Regions from separate parts of the Homo sapiens genome. Here region 2 is linked to region 1. The links are chromatin loops, found by intact Hi-C in ENCODE. Cell type or tissue: CD4-positive, alpha-beta T cell. All regions are shown on one strand. Each heading gives the region's core, and the rest is flanking DNA. Links, peaks and the distances in the headings are about the cores only. Region 1 has its middle 14 kb from the start of DOCK10. Region 2 holds the start of MIR4439 (microRNA 4439).

The links. Peaks named below come from ENCODE experiments on the same cell type or tissue, not always from the same donor. Only the 100,000 strongest peaks of a DNase experiment are listed, where the experiment ranks them.
Region 2: a loop joins it to region 1, with 3 times the contacts of the local background. A loop is called at or near these places in 11 of 110 quality-filtered maps.

What each region holds. Positions count from the first base shown.
Region 1 is chr2:225,049,981-225,062,712 of GRCh38, reverse strand. No RefSeq gene overlaps it. Among named protein-coding and RNA genes, the nearest start is that of DOCK10, 14 kb to the right of the region's middle. In CD4-positive, alpha-beta T cell, for the core only: no CTCF peak of the experiment used is centred there; DNase peaks (open chromatin) are centred at 5,822 and 9,822; H3K27ac peaks cover 2,781 bases.
Region 2 is chr2:225,005,486-225,013,485 of GRCh38, reverse strand. All of the region lies in intron 1 of DOCK10 (dedicator of cytokinesis 10), which reads left to right. MIR4439 (microRNA 4439) reads left to right here and starts at 2,946; the gene lies at 2,946-3,025. In CD4-positive, alpha-beta T cell, for the core only: a CTCF peak has its summit at 4,314; a DNase peak (open chromatin) is centred at 4,375.

The sequences.
Region 1 (12,732 bases), core at 1,899-9,898:
TAATGAACGGACCTATCGGATCATATCTTAGTTAGGCTGTCCAGCAGGACCTATTGAGATAATAACTTCTACCCTGCTCTAGATGCTAACAGCATTTTTCTTTTTTTGCCTTTCCTTCATTGCCGGCCTTGAAGAAGAAACCCACTCATGCTACTGAGGGATGAGGCTGGAATTGCTCCACAACAAGGAAAAAAAGATACAATTGCACAAGCTCCTTTAAAAAGCCAAATTCTACAAGAGAAGTAAAACTTATGAGTTTTTAGTTGGTTTTCAATTGGTAATCAATTTGGTGACAACTGACATCATTATAATGTTGACATTTCTAATCAATAAGTGTTGTATATTTCTCTATGCATTTAGATCTCATTAAAAGTTTTGTATTTTTCCCCTTAGCTGACTCACTAAAATTTTCGATTTACTCATCACTTTTTATGCTATTTAAAATGGCATCTTTTAAACTTTTTCTTTCTGTTTCTATTTCTGCATATTATTATTGATTGACTTGTTATTTTATTACTGATTTTTATATAAGTATACAGCAAACTTGCTAATCTCTCATTAACTTTAGTATTTGGTAATTTAGTAATTAGTACATTCTTTTGACTCTTGTAACTAACTACTCAACCATATTCTCTGTGAATCACAATTTCTAGTCTTCTCTTGTAAGACCTATAGACACATTTGGTTTGGTTTGTTTTTTGCCATATTTTGCCACGTAGAATGCCAAGAAAAATACTGAATGAAACTTAGTAGTGACTGTGTAAAAATTTCTTTCTTTCTCCCAATATAATCCTGATTCACCATTAGGTTATATTTTTAATAGTTGTTTTGTTGGTAACTAGTTTGTTCAAATATAGACTCCCTTTTTTAGATACAGGAACTTCCATTTTTTTTGTTTGCAAGATATTTTATATCATGAAATCTATAATTTTATCAAATGTCTTTTTCAGCATCATTGAGTTGGTCATATGATTTTTTTCTCCTTTATCCTGTCACAAAAATCTATTCATTTTAACCCATCTATGCCTGAGTTTGCAATTTTTTGAATTTTTGCAATCAGACCTTGGCAATGACCTTGAGCAGTAGAGTATAAATAACTCCCAAATGCTTAACGTTCCAATAATGGAACACTAGGCATAAATGGGTCTAAACTGCTATATCAACTATGTGTTCATAACATAAAGACATCTTTGACTCAGGCTCTGTTTGCTAATATTTTGTAAATATTTTTAACCTATGTTCACAAGTTAGATTGAACTGTAATTTGTATTCGTTCATATTATCATTTTGGTGTATGCTCTCAAGGTTGTGCTAGCCTGATAAAATGAGCTGGAGTTTGTAGCTCCTTTTTGAATTCTTTAGAAGCTCATGTATAATTTTGCAATTACTTCTTCATTGAGTGTTAAATAGAACTGCCCAGAAAAGTCACTGGGCCTGAAATATTTTTTCAATAATGGATTTAGTCAATTTACCTGAGTGATTAGAGAACCCTTGTGATATTCTATTGCATATTAAGTCAGTTTTAAATCTAAATTTTTCCAGGAATTTTCCCATGTCATGTAAATTTTCTAGCTTTTGCCACAAGTTTGTTTCCTAATTTTTAAATTTATGCTGGTCATTAATGATTTTCTATTTATTATATCCTCTAATAATCTACTGTAGGATTTTATTATAACCCTGCTGTTGGTTATGTGTGCCTTCTCTTCTATTGTCTTGATCAGTCTCCCTAGGGGTTTACCATTTTTTTCTTGAAAAAGCCATTTTGCCTTTGTTAAGTCTCTCCATTGTATGTTTGTATCCTATTTCATTAATTTGTGCTGTCATTTTTATTATTGTCTACTTTCTACTTTCTTTGGGTTTATTTTGCTACTATTTTCTAATTTCTTATAAAGGGTATGTAGCTTGCTAATTGTTAGGGTTTTTAATTAATATAAGAATATAAGGATATAAATTTCCTTCAAAGTGCTGATTTAGACATGTCATGTGATTTTATATAAAGTATATATATTATAGATCAGCTCAACCTATTATCTAATTTCCATTATGATTTTTAATATATTTAAAAGTATATTTCTAAATTTCAAAACATATGGTAACTTTAAATTTATATCTTTGCCATTGATTTGTAGTATTTTTGTACGTGAAAAGGGAATAAATTTTACAGAATTACAATTTTCGGTATTATCTGTGTATTCCTTTTTCCCCAAGTACCTGTTAATTTTAATATATGTTCCATATTTTTTAAAAAGAATGCATAAAGTGAAATGAAAATATGACATCAAAATATGTGGGATGCAGTGAAACCAATGCTTAAGAGCAATTTATATTTAACAAATATATTAGAAAAGATTTTAAATTAATAATCTAAATTTCCACCTTAGAAAACTGCAAAAAAAAAAAAGAACAAATGAAGTCCAAATAAACTAGGAGAAAAGAAATTTTAAAAACAATTTAATTAAATAAATTAAATAAATTGAATTGAAAATAAAAAATTAACAGAGAAAATCAACAAAACCAAACCTGGTTCTTTGAAAAGATTGATAAAACCAGTAAGTCAGCCGAGGTGGGCAGATCACAAGGTCAGGAGTTGGAGACCAGCCTGGCCAATATGGTGAAACCCCATCTCTACTAAAAATACAATAGCCGGACGTGGTGGCGGGTGCCTGTAGTCCCAGCTACTTGGGAGGCTGAGGCAGAAGAATCGCTTGAACTCAGTAGGTGGAGGTTGCAGTGAGCTGAGATCACACCACTGCACTCCAGCCTGGGTGACAGAGCAAGACTCCCTCTCAATAAAATAAAAACAAAAACAAACAAATAAGATAATAACAAAACCTGTAAATCTTTAGCCAGGCTAACTAAGAAGAAAAGAGAAGATACAAATTACCAATATCGAAATGAAAAAGGAGATATCACTACAGGTCCCACGGACATCAAAAAGTAATAAAGCAATACTATTAACTCTAGGACCACAAATTTGACAATTGAGATGAAATGGACCAACTTCTTAAAAGACATAATCTACCAAAATTTATACCAGAAGAAATATGCAGTCTGAATAGGCTTATATTTTATATTATATATCTATATTAAAGAATTTCAATCAATAATTAATAACCTTCCAAAACTGAAAGTGCCAGGCCTAACTGTGCTTACTGGTGAATCCTGTCAAACATTTAAGAAATTGTACTGATTCTACGCAATTTTTTTTTTTGGAAGATAGAAGCAAAGAACACATCCTAACTCATTCTATGAGGCTAGCATTATCGTAATATCAAAACCAAACAAAGACATTACAAGAAAAGAATACTGCAGACCAATATCTCTCATGAACATAGGTGTAAAGCTTCTCAACAAAATATTAGCAAATCTAATCCAAATGTAAAAAAGAATTATATACCATGACCAAGTGGGATTTATTCCAGGGATTTTATCATCCCAAGGCTGGTTAAACATTTGAAGATCAATTAATGTAATCATAACTTCAGCAGGTTAAAGAGCAAAATCCACATGATCATATCAACAGATGCAGAGAAAGCATTTGAAAAAATCCAACACAGATTCATGATAAAAACTCTCAGCAAAAAAGGAATAGAGGAGAACTTCCTTGACTTGTTAGAATATCTACAAAAAAGTACAACTAGCATACTAGTGAGAAACTAGAAGCTATCCCTTTAAAATCAGGGTCAAGGCAAGGATGTCTCCTTTCACCATTCCTTTTTAACCTTGTACTGTAAGTCCTAACCAACGCAGTAAGACAAGAAGAGTAAATAAAAGGTATACAGATTGGGAAGGAAGAAATAGAATGTCTTTTTTCACAAATGACATAATCATCTATGTAGAAAATCCAAAAGAATTGATAAAAACAATCTCCTGGAAGCAATAAGTAATTATAGCAAGGTTACAGGATATTAGGTTAATTTACAGAAGCCAATCATTTTCCTATATACCAACAAGGAACAATTAGAATTTCACATTAAAAACATACTATCATTTACATTAGCACTCACAAAAATGAGATATTTAGATTTATATCTGGCAAAGTATGAATAAAATTTGTACAAGAAAAGCTACCAAATCCTGATGAAATAACTCAGATAATTAAATAAGTGAAGACATATTTTACATTCATGGATAGGAAGAGTCAATATTGGCGAGATGTCAGTTCTTCTCAATTTAATCTATAGATTCATCTCAACCCTAATGAAAGCCCCAACAAGTTACTTAATGAATATTGACAAACTAATTCTAAAGTTTATATGGGAAAGCAAAAGAAATAATCATAATAGCCAATGCAATATTGAAAGAGGGAAACAAAGTCAGAGGACTGATGCTACCTAACTTTAAGACTTACTATAAAGATGCAATAATGAAGACTGTATTGCATTGGTGAACAAATAAACAAATAATTCAACAGAACAAAAGAGACAGCCCAGAAATAGACCCACACAATATAGTCAACTGATTTTTGACAAAGGGGCAAAGGCAATTCAATGGAAAAAAGATAGCCTTTTAAAGAAATGGTGCTGAAACAGCTGAATATCCACATGCAAACAAAAATAAAATTCTAAACACAGGTGTTATACCTTTCACAAAAATTAAATCAAAATGTGTCATAGACCTAATTGCCAAGTGCAAACTATAAAACTTCTAGAAGATAACATCGGAGAAAATCTAGACGACTTTGAATTTGATGATAAGTTTTTAGATAAAATACCAAAAACATAATTCATGAAAGAAACAATTGATAAGTTGAACTTCTATCTCATTCCAACATGTGCTGCTATAACAGAATACCTGAAATTGAGTAATTTATAAAGAACAGAGATTTATTTCTTACAGTTCAGGAGGCTGGGGAGTCCAGGGTAGAAGGGACTGCATCTGGCAAAGCCCTTCTTGCTGCATTATCCCGTAGAGGAAGGTAGAAGGGCAAGACAGCATGCACAAGAGAGAAGAGGCCTAACTCATTATTTTATTGGTAACCCACTCTCAAGATTACTAACCCACTCCCACAACAACGGTATTAATCACCTCTTGAAAGTTCCATCTCTCATTTGGGATTGATTTTCCAACACATGGACTCTGGGGAACACAATCAAATCATAGCAACTTTTTAAAATTTTTAAAAAATTCTTCTATGAAAGACACTATCAAGAAAATGAGAATGAAAAGACAAGTTACATTCTAGGAGAAAAAATTGCAAAAGGCTATCTGATAAAGGTCTGTTATCCAAAATACACGAATAACTCATAAAGATCAACCATAAGTAAATGAACAACCTGATTTTAAAATGGGCAAAATATTTAACAAGAACAACACCAAATACTGGAAGAATGTGAAGTAAAAGGAATTCTCATTTATTGCTGTTGGGAATGTAAAATGGTTCAGCCACTTTGGAAGACAGTTTGGCAATTTCTTACAAAACTAAACATGTTTTACCATACATCCAGCAATCATGCTCCTTGATATTTACTGGATGTATTGCTGGATGAATGGTAGGAGTATACTCAATTTTGTAAGAAATTGTCAAACTATCTTCAATTGTTATTTACCAAATAAATTGAAAACTTACATACGAACAAAATCCTGCATGCAGATGTGTATGATAGCAGGTTTATTCTTAATTGCCAAAACTTGAACTAAGATGTCTTTGGTGAATGTAGGTAAATATATAAATTAAGCTGTGGTACATCTATACAATGCAATAATATTTTGTATTTGGCTCTAAAAAGAAATGAGCTATCAAGCCTAAACAGATATAAAAGAAGCTTAAATGTATTTCACTAAGTGAAAGAAGCCCGTCCTTAAGGGTGACCTTGCCTAGACTGGTTTCCTGACTGCCTAGCAGAGCTAGTGAGTCACTGTATGTGTTTGTAGATTGTATCATACTCTTTTATTTATCTCCTTGAAGGTAGAACTTATTTATACTAGAATGGATTAATTCAAGTACTATATACTAAACAAATTTTGCTGCATAAACAGATGATAAAATGCACTGTGCAGAATTACAATGGGAGAATGAGAGCTTTGGACAGACTCCCTCCTACCTAAATCCATTCTCTTGTTCATGTTGATCTCAGATTTTTCTATTTTTCACTTGTATTTATCCTGCTTAGAAGCAGGTTAACTTGTGTCTAACTTGGGTATCCAATCACTGGTCCTGCTTCCCTAGATTCACATCTGGCCCTTGTGGTAACTATGGTACATACATACCACTCCTCCTACCAGGAGATGGAGTCTTGGTCTGCGCTTGCCTCATAACTTGCTTTGACCAAAAGAATGTAGTGAATTACTTCTAGATCTAGACCTTCAGAGGCATGGAAGCTTCACCTTCTTGAAAACCAGCTACCATCTAAGGAATCTCAGATCAAACTACTGAGTGACAAAAGGCCATGTGGAAAGAGAGGCCATAAGGAAATGTACCAAGGCACCTCTGCAGACATGTGAGAGTGGCTTAGGTGTTCCAGCCTCAAAGAGCTCCTAGCTGAATGTAGTCACATGAGTGATCCCAGAAAACCATGGGAGTCAGAACTGCCCAGCTGATTCCAACCAAACCCAGAATCACCTTTGTTTTGCTTCACAGAGTTTTGGAGTGGTTTTTTATGTAATGATAGATATCTGAAATAGTAGTATAGCATTAGGTATTTGAAGCCAAGCAATTTAATACAAGAATGTATTTTTATAAAATCATTGGAATGGCAAGATGAACCCCCGCTCAGGGGCCCCTACTGGACTACTGAGTCCACCTCATAATAACTGTGTTTCAGATGTCAGGAAGTGTCTGTGGCTGCTACCACAGTCACTGCCTCAACTGCCTCTTAAACCTGATGGCTGGTGACAGCACACTGAATTTTTGAGTTTGGACTTCAAAACTGCCTCTAAACATTCACATCCCTTCCTGCCTTGCTTCCCAGCTGGAGGGTGGCTAGCACTTCAGTGTGCCTTCCAAATCCACACAAGTGCTTCTATTTGGCAGACCTGACACCATACTCAGAATCCTAGATTCAGGAGAGCTTGAGAAATGTAGGGTTTTAGCTTTCCAACCTCACTACCCTAGGTCAGAAGGGCAGTGGGATGGATGATGAGGGAAACCTAGTATCCATTATCACTGTCATCAGACCCTAAATTTATTCAGTATAACACATAGAAATGACTTGAGATTTGGAGCCTGACAAATACAATTTCTCATCTTGGTTCTCCTGCTTACTAGATATGACCTTGGTCAAACCACTTAGTATAAACCTCATTTCCTCACCTGTAAAAATAGAAATACTCATAGCTAATTTGGAGGGTTCTTCAAGAACTCAACTCACCTTTTATAAAGACATTTTGGTAAAATGTCTAGTACATGGTAGGTATTCAATGATTAATAGCAGTTATTATTAATGGAAGAGAGGACAAGTGGACAAAAAACTAAAATACACAGACAGTATCTTATTATGTAGGAGAGCATCTAACAGATGTACACTGCTGAGTCTCCTGGTAAAAAACTGCTTGGGCTATACTTGCATGTGAATGGATCTAGGAGAAAACACCTCCTAAGGGAGATGGTTTCAGATCTGAATCTTGAAATATGAGAAGTGCCAGGGGAAAAAAATGAGACAAAAGGAAATATCAGATATTGGTGTCCCTCCCTGGTCCCATTCATGACCTTGTAGGTAGGATGATGACTCCAGCAGTTCTGTGCTGTATTTCTAGAACACTGCTATTAGCCTTTAACTTTCCTCCCCTTCATGTTTCTGGCTTCATGGTATACTGGGTTAAGCCCTAAACTAGTACATCTTGGTAGCATTTCTACCTTTGCCACAAAACAGCTTTGTCACTAACTAGTTGATCTAAGATATAGCACTTAGCTTTCGAGTTTTTACTTCCTTTCCTATAAAATGGAACAATAAAAACAAAGCAAAGCAACAACAACAACAAAATGGCTTAATTTCTCTGCCACTTCCGGCTTTTTTTTTTTTTTTTTTTTTTTGAGACGGAGTCTCACTGTGTGGGCCAGGCTGGAGTGGAGTGCAGTGGCGCCATCTCGGCTCACTGCAACCTCTGCATCCTTGGTTCAAGTGATTCTCCTGCATCAGCTTCCCAAGTAGCTGGGATTAGAGGCGCCTGTTACCATACCCGGCTAATTTTTTTTGTATTTTTAGTAGAGATAAATGGGATTTCACCATATTGGCCAGGCTGATCTCAAACTCCTGACCTCCAGTGATTCCCCCACTTCAGCCTCCCAAAGTGCTGGGAGTACAGGCATGAGCCACCGGGCTGGGCCCACTTCCAGCTTTGACAATCTCTGAAATGCTTTGATTCACTCATAGGCAAGCATAGCCCCAGCAGTTTTCAAAATCAGACTTAGCATCATACATCAGGCACTCTACCCCAGCCCAAAATGTGAATTCAACAAGAGAATATACATCCAACAACTGAATTAAAGCCAATTAAGTAGATTCACACACTAACTACTAGGTTTGACTTTCACAGGTAAATGTCATCCAACTGATCAAAATTGGTTGGATAAATATTGAAGCAAAGGCCAGGCACAGTCGCTCACGCCTATAATCCCAACACTTTGGGAGGCTAAGGCAGGTGGATCACCTGAGGTCAGGAGTTCGAGACCAGCCTGGCTGATATGATGAAACCCCATCACTATGAAAAATACAAAAATTAGCAGGCGTGGTAGCAGGTGCCTGTAATCCCAGCTACTAGGGAGGCTGAGGGAGGAAAATAGCTTGAACCCAGAAGGCAGAGGTTGCAGTGAGCCAAGATTGTCCCATTGCACTCAAGCCTGGGTGACAAGAGTGAAACTCCATTTAAAAAAAAAAATATATATATATATACACACACACACACACACACACACATATAGAAGAAAACAAAAGCAGAAAAGGGTAGTGCCAACCTGATGTCTGTATGGAATACATATACGTGTGTGTGTGTGTGTGTGTGTGTGTCTGTGTGTATTTTTTTCTTTTTTTTTCTGAGACGAGTCTTGCTCGGTAACCCAGGCTGGAGTACAATGGCGTGATCTCGGCTCACTTCAGCCTCCTCCCCCTGAGTTCAAGTGATTCTCCTGCCTCAGCCCCTTGAGTAGCTGGAACTAAAGGTGTGTGCCACCACCGGACTAATTTTTGTATTTTTAGTAGAGACGACGTTTCATCATATTGGCCAGGATGGTCTCGAATATTTTATTGAGCCTTGGGACTCATACTCAGGTGCTTTTAAGTAGCTCCAGTCTAAGCATTTCTGTAACAGCAAACAGGCTGTGTGGTAGTGTTAGGAAGGCCTCTTGTTAATGTCAGCTTGGAGCTTTGTGCACATGATGACACTAATAGCACCTTTTTAAAAACTACAAAAAGTACTTTGACTTTATTATGAATTTTTAGACTAGTTGCATGATAATGACTCTCTCATTGCTTTTAAGATTTCAATAAAAATAGCTATTTTACTTCTTTTTGTCCCTCTAGCAAATCAACAAATAAGGAGAAAGGGGACAATATTCATGATTAGCTCAGAACAGAAACACATTTTCAAGCCTACACATGAGAAACTGCTAAAAGATAAAGCTACAAAAAACCCTAATCTAGTTGTATTAATAAATTCTAATGATCATGGGGGGAAGAACAAAAACCCACTGGCTTTTATTTGAATAGACATCCCCAAGACCAGTCAATCTGCCATTTTTGCTTTGGGCTTCAGAAATGCTGCACAGTTTGCATTGCTTTCCTTCCTCTGCCTTACACCCTTTCAAAAACTGAGCTCTGGGCAATGCTGTGATATTTCTATTTCACTTCTTTTTACCACAGCAAGAGCAAAGGCAAGCAGAGTCCATGCACAGGAAATGGGTTAGTGCAAATACAAGTATACACAAAAACCACATGACTGGAAGGGAGCTGTGACAACTGAAAGATATTTTTTAAGAGAAACATTTCCTGGAAAAAAAAATGGTTTCTTTAAATCAATTATACATGTACATAAACAAACCCAAAATATGTTTTCTCCAACTGTCTTCAGCTCACTTGATCAGGGTATGAAATTAATGTTTTGAAAAACTTCAGAAGCCTTATAAACTTTGTAGCATTCATCTAAAACTTTGGAAGTGTTAATGTATTTCTTTCTGAGACTATTAGGAAAAATGCTTCCTCTATCTCTTTTAAAAGATAAACAATCACATTTGATAAGTATACATTTGGTATAACGTTCTCTGAATATGTAAGGAAAACAGCAAAATAATGCTATGACTTCTAATTATTGAGCAACGTGCAATATTAAAAACAACAAATCATATATGCATATATATTTGATGAAATACTTGTATCCAAAAAATACAAATTAAATTTAAAAAACCAGTAAGAAAAAGACTGACAATACAATTTAAAATGGGCACAGAATTTGAGATTGAGATTTTCTGTTTTTTTTTTTTCACTTTAAGTTCTAGGGTACATGTGCACAACATGAAGGTTTGTTACATATGTATACATGTGCCATGTTGGTATGCTGCACCTGTTAACTCATCCTTTACATTAGGTATATCCCCTAATGCTATCCCTCCCCCATCTCCCCACCCCCCAGCAGGCCCCAGTGTGTGATGTTCTGTACCCTGTGTCCATGTGTTCTCATTGTTCAATTCCCACCCATGAGTGAGAACATGTGGTGTTTGGCTTTCTGTCCTTGCGATAGTTTGCTCAGAATGATGGTTTCCAGCTTCATCCATGTCCCTATAAAGGACATGAACTCATCCTTTTTTATGGCTGCATAGTATTCCATGGTGTATATGTGCCACATTTTCTTAATCCAGTCTATCATTGATGGACATTTGGGTTGGTTCCAAGTCTTTGCTATTTGGAATAGTGCCACAATAAACATACGTGTGCATGTGTCTTTATAGCAGCATGATTTATTCTGTTTTCTTTTAATTTGGCTTTTTGTATTAGACTTTCTTTTTTACTAATTTGCTCATTTTTTATATTTTTCTTGTCCGTTAGTAAGAGATCTTTATATAATAGAGATATTGGCTTTTCTTGTTTATTTGTATTACAAACATGTACTAAATTATGTCATTTATATACTGGCATTTTATTAATATTGCCATAATGAAGATTTAAGATTTTATGTATTTAAATAGTACTATATTTTCTTCTATAGCATCTGATATTCCTCTCTTGGTTAAGAAAATAGCTTATTAATGAAAAAAATAAACAGTACAAAGTCAAACTAATAAAACAACTACAAGTTCCTTGAGGAGACTACTACAGTAGATAATCCCTCTTGAGAACCCAATTAAGGAAAAAAGGAGGAAGTAAAAATATTCGAGATTAAGAATGAGAAAAGCGATTAGCCACTAATTGAGGAAGGATTTTAAAATCTAAAAACTTTCTGCACAGCAAAGGAAACAATCAACAGAGTGAAAACACAACCTACAGATTGGGAGAAAATGTTCTCAAACCAACAGAGGGCTAAATCCAGAATATACAAGGCATTCAAACATTTCTACAACAAAAAACAAATAATCTGACTTAAAACATGGGCAAATGATCTGAACAGACATTTCTCAAAAGAAGACATACGTATGGTCAAAAAATATATGAAAGAATACTTAACTCCACTAATTATCAGGGAAATGCAAATCAAAACCACGATGAGGTATCATCTCACTCCAATTAGTATGGTTATTATCAAAAAGACAAAAAAATAACAAATGCTGGCAAGGATGTGGAGAAAAGTGAACTCTTATACATTGTTGTTTAAGAATGTAAAGTAATAAAGCCCTGTGAAGAAGAGTATAAAAGCTCCTCAAAAACTACAAATAGAACTACCGTATGATCCAGCAATCCTACTACTAGGCATTTATCCAAAGGAAAGGAAATCATTATATGAAAAGCATTTGTACCCCCATGTTTATTGCAACACTGTTCACAATAGCCAAGATACGGAATCAACCCAGGTGTCTGACAACAGATGAATGGATAAAGAAAAAGTGCTATATATACACCATAGAATACTATTCGGCCATACAAAGAATAAAATCCTGTCATTCAAGGTAACATGGATGGAACTAGAAGATATTATGTTAACTGAAATAAGCCAGGAACAGAAAATTAAACCACTCATGTTCTCACTCATATGTGGTAGCTTAAAAGAGTTGATCTCATTAGAACAAAAAATGCTAGAGGCTAGGAAGGGTAGGGAGAAGGAGAGAAAGGGAGTCATTTGTTAAAGGATAGAAAATTACAGCTAGATAAAAGGAATAAGTTCTAGTGTTTCATAACACTGTAGAATGACTATAGTTAACAATAATGTTACTATACAGTTTCAAATAGCTAGAAAGAGAATATTGATTATTCTTAACACAAAGAAATGGCAAATGTTTGAGACAATGAATATGCTAATCACCCTGATCTGATCACAGTGCATTGTATAATTGTTATGTGCAAATTTAAAAAAAATAATTTTTTTAAAGTATGTATTTTAAAAGGCTTCAGATAAAAAGCAACAAATTAGGCTTGGCACGGTGGCTCACGCCTGTAATCCTAGCACTTTGGGAGGCTGAGGTGGGCAGATCACGAGGTCAGGAGTTTGAGACAAGCCTGGCCAATATGGCAAAACCGTGTCTCTACTAAAAATACAAAAATTAGCTGGGCATGATGGCGCGCACCTGTAATCTCAGCTACTCAGGAGGCTGAGGCAGGAGAATCGCTTGAACCTGGGAGGCGGAGGTTGCAGTGAGCCGAGTTCGCGTCA
Region 2 (8,000 bases), core at 1-8,000, 47 kb after region 1:
TTAAGAGAAACACCAGTTAATAAATGGGATTTAACTAAACTTGTGGAGCCATTTCTGAGACATAGTACTTTCGGATACTGTGAACCTTGACGTACATTTCACAGCTGCACACTTAACTATACAAGCACCAGTGGATGTACTTTTGAGTGATCAGGGACCTTTATAGTCAGGAGATTTTGATGATGCTTGTCATCCAATAGGTAAGTGATTACTTTCCTATAGGGTACTGAAAATTTTATATACTAACTGGCAGTAAAAGGGAATGTGGTTTGATTTTAACAAAGAAATGATTTGTGCAATCTCCCTGATGTGAACTAACTCAAAGGACTAATCAGGACTCACTGATTAATCTGACTCAAGATTAATCTGCAGACTAAAGTTCCAGGAAATATGAGGAAAATGAATACTAAGAAAAGTACCCAGTTAAATTAATGTTCAAAAGAGGAATTTGGTCCTGATTACAGGGAAATAACAAAGCACTCTGGAAAAGACTTCTTTAAAAGTATAGTAACACCCTGCCATCATAGCGAAGTGGTAATCTAATAGAAGCTCAATTATTTAATACATAAGCTAAAACTAAATGTTTTAATATGGAACTAAGGCTTATGAATATTAGCCTCTGTGGCATTAAACAACTAATAGGACCTTCCTGGGCTTTAATTTTCTTTTTTGTACAAATGGGAATAAAAATCATACCTATTTTATAGTTTTTGTAAAGATTAGTTTGTTTAAACAGCAAGTAATGTTTAGGATTGTATCTATTATACAACATAATTGTTAACCATTATTATTATTATGAGTTATGTGCATCAAATGAGATAAATGCTTTGCAACTTGTAAATGCCTTGCTAACTCTAGGGAGCTATATGTTAATAATCTCTTTTGGACTATCTGATGGAGAAGCCAATTTCTATTGGCACTACAATTTTTTAAAAGCTGGTTATAAAACTGAAAAAGCAAGCACTATACAAGTATATTAAAGAATTTGGGAATTGTCTTCATCCTATTTTGAAAGTAAAGTAGAGGCGGATGGAATTTAGTACAAAATTATTACTGAAATAAAATGAACTTGGAAGCATGCTCTGGATGATTGATGTATTGTCCCTAATTGACATGCATGCCTGCAAATGCTTTTTAAACCTCCTTATTTAACAAAGAGGTAATTCAGGGTACGTTCAGCTTTTGGTTCGTGTGAAAGGAGCATATGCGATTACTGTTCATTTCAGTCTGGTCCAGAGCAGAGGTTAAAACCTCTGAGCAAAGAGCCGTTAAGCTACCAACTCAGTGGAACTGATGGCAAGTCTAAGTGTCTGGGCCTCAAGTTTCCCTTAGCATAGCCAGAGGAAATATTTTCACCCTGCTTATGGATTTCAAATTCTGAATGAGTGGGGCCTCATTCTGAGAAATCTGGAGACATGATATGCATAATACTGAATTATTATTGATAATAATAATATTGGGCAAAGCCATTTTCAAGTCCTACTCTCTGCTGAATGAATTTAGAAGGCTTATTTTTCTTCTTCCCGACAGTACATGTGAGCTCGTTTTTAATTCAGTTGCGTATGTGCATTGAGCTTGCCCTGATGATGTTCTCGTTGGGGCATGTCCCACAGAGCAGCTCAGGTCGTTTTGACTCTGGGTACTTCGGCTTACGCTGTAGCTAAGGGCAGCTAGACCGTTCTTGCAGAGCCTAACATTTTGGGTGCCATTTTATAATGCCTGTGGCAATTTGCATATTGACGTGGCCTCCCTGCTGGAAGCCAGATGTCCCTGCAAGCCCCAACGTCTTCCTTTCATTCAACTGCACCCAACTCTGGACTTGACTTGGTTGATTTTCTTTGCTAAAGTTCAGAGTCTTTACTGTTTAAAAATCAGGATTAAATAGATGCATTTCAGTTTCGAAGGTATTATTTGCAGTAAAACTGCCAACATAAACATTTTATAAGAAAGCCATGTATGTCCTGAAGTCATAACTGCAGGCCTCTCTTTACCTTCACATTGGCTGGTGGCATTGATGTCAATATTCAACACTCTAAGAGTTAATTTAATTTGAATTTCATTTCTTCTTTAAAGTAACTTGATCTTGCAACCTCTTTTCTCTCTGGCTATGGAAAGAGTCACTTTAGGAAGCTGAAACTTCCAGCATGAATACTTCTAGCAGGTTTATTTGTGTGGCAAATATGTGCTTCTATCTCATTTTTTCTTTGTACCTGTGACTTATCTACCTACCTGAAAAGCCGTAAGTCCTTTCTGGCAACTACTGCGACATTGCCTCTTTTTCCTTTTTGTAATCATCTTCATTGGCGTGAAATCTTCTTTGAACTGATCATTTGGCAACACTTGCTTGCTGTGAAAGAACTTTGACTATATACATATGCTATGATAGATATCATATCAATATTTTCCATCACTACTTTTGCTTTGTCAGAAAACTCATGACTTGTTGTGAGTCAGAATGTGTCACAGCCAAGCTGTCTTCCAAACCTTGAAATATTTTACTATATTTTCCCTTCGAAGTATTTGACTCATCAGCTGAGAAGATATCAGGCCTTTTACCTACGTTTGGTTTGATTTAGAACCATGAAGATGATGGGATCAGTATGTCCTTGCTGTGCCGTTTAGCTTCTTAGCTGACCCATTTGATAGAGGCTGAATGCTTCCTTGGAAAAGTTTTGCAGGATTTATCTTGTTTCTCATTCTGCATTAGTTGATGTCTGTCTTTGAAAAAAAATTTTGATTTGCTTTTCTGTATTTCTTTTTCAACTTTTAATCTATATTCCCAACTCTAATTCATTCTGTAATAATGTTAACCCCCAAAATTGTATGAACTGTCTTATTTGAATCAAAAGATGAAGTGCCTGAACTGATCTTACGTTCCCTTTCCCAGTGTCCCTTCCCTTTCTCAAAGTCTGCTCTTCTAAAAGAAACTGATGTCAGCTAGGGTACCAGTGACTGATACCTTGGAGGCATTTTATCTAAGATACACACAAAGCAAATGCCTCTAAGGTATCAGTTTACCAGGCCAGGAGACAGAATTTTATATTTTCCTCTAGGTTGTCTAGGGGACAATATAAGATTCTGTCCCCTGGCCTGGCAAATTAATTGCATTCACCTCCCCAGTTCTTCATACTTCTCTCTATCCAGGCCCTTTGGGGGTGCCCTCCCACACTGAGTTTAGGCTTCTTGTTAAAATTTGCTTTGGCCCATGAGACACTAATAAACTAAACACAGCAAGGCTTAAAAGGTTCTTGACTGCCTCTTCTTCCTCTCTTGATCCTCTGCCATTGCCATAGGAAAATGCCTGGCTTGGTTGCTGGCAGATGAGATTTAAGGAAAAGAGCTGAATCTACCTGGTTATTCTAGCCAAGGCCCCACACACCCTCAGAACTGCCTAGTGGACCTGCAGCTGACTGCAGATGCATGAGTAAAGCCCCAGCCAATGCCAGAAGAACTGCCCAGACAACCTTTAGGCTCCTTAGCCACATGAAAAAATGGCTGCATTTTTTTCTATGCCCCTGAGTGTTTGGGGCAGTTTGTTACTCAGTTAACGGTTAACCAGTACAACTCTTAAAGAAATCTAATCCCTCAACTATGCAGGAGGGCAACACAAAGACTCTTGTTAGTCTCTCTGATCACATCCACATCAGCCTGCATGACTTGACCATATCATTAAATAAAGAGTAGGACTCCAGCGTACTATTGAGTCAAAATGAACATCTATAAACAAGTCTTTCCAGTGGCCAGTTTCAGTTCATTGCTTTGGAGAGTTTTCTCTTTGTAAGCAAACTCTGAATACAGTTTTCATGTTTTTGTTGTTGTTTTCTTTTTTCTTTCTTTTTTTTTTTTTGCCTTAGGGCTTGCCTTTGTCATTGTTCCCTTCAACTGCATTTCTGCATTTCTTCTCTGCAGACGACATTCTGCTAACCTTGCCAAGAGCCACCCAGGTGAAATGAGATTTGTAGGGAGACACTCAGGGAGATTAACAGATCTTTTTGCATGAAGAATAATTGCAAAAGTAATCTCTTATTTGATTGAAGCTAATAAGTGGACATAGTGGATATTATGGTCTTCTTTTTTGAAGTCTTACTAATTTAGAAATTCGGCTGAGTATTTTAATGTTCAGAGAGCTTCCCTTCTTAAGGTTTTACTGTTATAGAACTTAATATCACCTATTTTTTAATATTTTGATTCAGTGATTGATTTTCTTGGTAGGTAGAATATTACATCTTAGCGAAAAATTAAATACTCTTCTGTAGTTGGAAACTTTTTGTGAAGACATAAAATTTTAACCACTTAAACCTAATCTGTGACCCCCTTACTTAGGCGTCGACCCTGGTTTTTCAAGCATCTCTCCCTAGAGGGCGGTATAGCCTCACTTCATGATGTGGTCTTTCCAATGTTGGCTGCTGGCCCCATATCACCTGAGGCTGAAGTCCTTTAGATTACAAGATTGGAATATTTTTAGTAAATCTATCACCAGTAGAGCCTTCATCTTAACATGATAAATGTACAACTCACTGGACGTATTTGGCTTGAGATTTATGGCAAATCAGACACAGCTTATGAGAGGTGGAAACGGTGCTTGTTTAACATAACTGTGGCTGTTTGTTCAGGTCAATCCTAGTCTATCTTTGTGTCGACACATAGTAACCTGTGGGATATTATGGGCAGATAGTGGAGCATTGGATAGAGTACTAAGGACGATTCAGTGGACCTGTGCTCTCATTTTGGATATGTCATTACAGGTAGTACTTGCCCCACTTGGACTTTGGTTTCCTTATTTGTAAGATGAGACAGCCAGTCTCAATATTTTTTTCACAATCCCAGCAACTCTGTGATTTATGGTCTTTGGTACATAACAGTAGTTCTGTACAGTTTGGTAGAGGAAGTGATACCAGTGCTCCCAACTGCCAATTCAAAGGAAATGTAGGTAGTTACCCAGTGATATTTTGGTTAGCCTACAGAAGATATTTTAAATTCTGAGGAAAAGAAAATGCCAGCTGATCACTGAAACCCATAAATGCTAAATAAATAGTTTTTGTGTATCTTCTTAAAACATGAATATTCTTACAAAGTCAGCATAAAGTGTTGATATAAGACTGCCTCAGAAGAAAAAGTGTCCACTACTCACAATCTAGCACCATGCATAACAAAGAGTCTTCACTCAAGAAATGTTTGTGAATTCTCGGCAGGGCACAGTGACCCATGCCTGTAGTCCTAGCTACTCTGGAGGTTGAGGAGAGAGGATCAGTTGAGCCCAGGAATTTGAGTCCACCCTGGGCAACATAGCAAGACCTCATCTCTAAAGAAATAAAAAGTTTATGAATGAATGACAAGAAGACTAATCCCATGTTTGGTACAGCTTTTACTTCTAAAATACTCTTCAATATACTGAGTCAGGATTGATGCTCATGAACTTCCAGCCATGGCTTTAACTCTACTCCTTTGGGTGACATTTGAGCATATTGGATCTGCTATGCGTGGAAAGTCACTTTACTTTTATTTGCCCCCACTCCATTGAAAAAAAAAAATTAGATGATAGCAGCATTTCTTAAAGAACAGAATGCATATCCCTGATCATGCTCACAATTAGGCGTAATTCTTTTTTACATGACCATTTTTAAGTTTTCAAAAACAATTGTCAAGCCTGTTGTAGTCTTATCTTTCCAAAGCTAACCATCATTCTTCCGGACTTTTTTGTGGATGTTTTTTAATGTCTTCATTGCTCTCCTTGCAATCGGTCCTGCTTGTCTGTATCCTTCCTAATCTGTCTCCAAGAATTAAACACAATATTTCAAGTTTCATCACTGCCATGAAAACCAGGATCACCACCTTTTTTATTCTAAATACTATGTTTTCTTCTAATACAACTTAATATTAGATTCCTCATCAGGTTGGTTTATATTGATGCCCAAGTCTTTTTCACAAATGCACTGTTAAATCATGTCTTTCTTTTATATCCTTTTAACTTTTATGTAAATCAGGATCTTCTTTTAATCCTCCTTAAAGTACAACTTCTTAGACTTAACTTGCATGTGGGAATATTATGGGTTCTAGTTATGTCAACCTACTAAGTCTGCTTTAAACTTCAGTTTATTTACAACAATGTTGGCCTCATGGACTATTTACAGGTTTTATTTATGCATGCATCTAATTTAACAAAGTCAAGAGAGAGTTGTAATGCTTACTGCTAGAAACCACCTTCTGGGAGGTACAAAAACATCTCAGAGTTCTTATTATATACCTTCATAAAACTCATACAATCTTCTCATCTCAGGCCAGGGAAAAGGAAATAAGATTATCATGACTTAATTTGGTCTTAGTGATCTGCACTAGTACCTGCTAACCACCTTTTTCTTTCGTAAGAGCTGACAAATCATCCTGTTAATGTCCACTCTAGAAATTTACTAGAAGTAAACAGAAAGCAAGATGATGGATTGCAGAATCTATCTCACGTTCCTTTCATACATTTTGTGACACATTTATGCATTCTCAAACCTTCTAGCCTGTCTTCACACATCCTGAGAGCTCTTGACTGCAGTTAGGTGAGTTGGCTCAGCACACCTCAGTGTAATCTAATGGCTTGAAGTTCAAGTCCTCAGGACTGCTAGTACTGTCTTAAAACTGGGGATTTTATTTCCCCCTTTTCAAGGTTCACTTTACCCTTTGTATGCACAGGTCATTGACTTTGAGAGGACAGAAACAACATGAGAGATTAACTCTGATATCCATCAATGTTTCTCAACTCTAATCTGCATGTTTATTCCTTCCTTGCTCCTTTTATTTCTCCAAACATAGATTGAAACCATCAATACAAATAAGAGATGTACTCAAATAACTCATGTTAGACAGTGTGTGATAGGTGTAGTAGGAGGACTAGAACGGCTTAGAAGACAGAGACATTACCTTCATCACAGGACCTCAGCAAGTGTGCTCTTTGAACTGGTCTTTGAAAAATGAAGGATTTTGATTGGAAGCATTGAGAGGAACTCTAAGTGCAAAAAGTGGCAGGGGCTAAAACATAAATGGGAGGTATGTCGACATTTAAGAAATGGAGCAGAACTTATTAGGTTTACCTAGCAGATAAGAGCCTGATTAAAAGGGGCCTTTGTACGTTCCTCCTCATTTGGATCATTTGATGAACTTGAGGGAGATTTTGAAGCTTTTCAGCTAAAGCTGTGATATAAGTAAATGTGTAAGCTTAATCTAAAAAAGACAAGAATTGCAGTTAGGAAACCACTAGGGGATTTTATACTAACCCATGCCACTCAAACTAAGATGGCCATAAATGGAAGGTATGGAAACAGTCCATAAAGTAAAGGTGGGGAGAAGAATGAAGATGGTTTTCGTATTGGTCAAATATTTAAAATATATTTATAATGTGTTTGCTCTGCCTAGAAAATTACCTCACCTATCCATACTCACCCCTCCAAAAAATATTAATACCCATCTTCACTCTTTCCACTCTATTTCATGAGGCACCTAATAAAAACCTCCAAGATGTTTTTGTACACCCTAGAGGGTGGTCTTTGGCAGTGAGCATCAGCTCTCTCTTGACTTTGTTAAATTAGACACATGGATAATCTCTAAATTATTTTGGGTGGTTTCATACACAGCTTTAAATAACATTGGATCATATTGTGTGGAAGATTTTGTTTCAGTTATCTTTCAAACTTCAGATTACACTGAGGATAAAGTCTCAATTTAACATTAGTTTGTCCATAACGCTTGCCTAATATTTGCAATTCTTCCCCTTCACACAAAGACCGAGTGGGCTTGGGCTTAGAAACTTTGGTAGACAACAACATTGAACTAAAACTGAATGGCAACATTTATTTAATTTTGTCCTTGTATTATACCATTACTTTCAGTTATTCTGTTTTTTACAAGTGATACTGTTGTCCTGTTTACGTCAAAGAATACAGTTTTAGTTTAAAATGAAATTTTATGGAAAAAAGGTAGTCATTGATTAAAAGGATTTTGTTAAGTATATACTAACA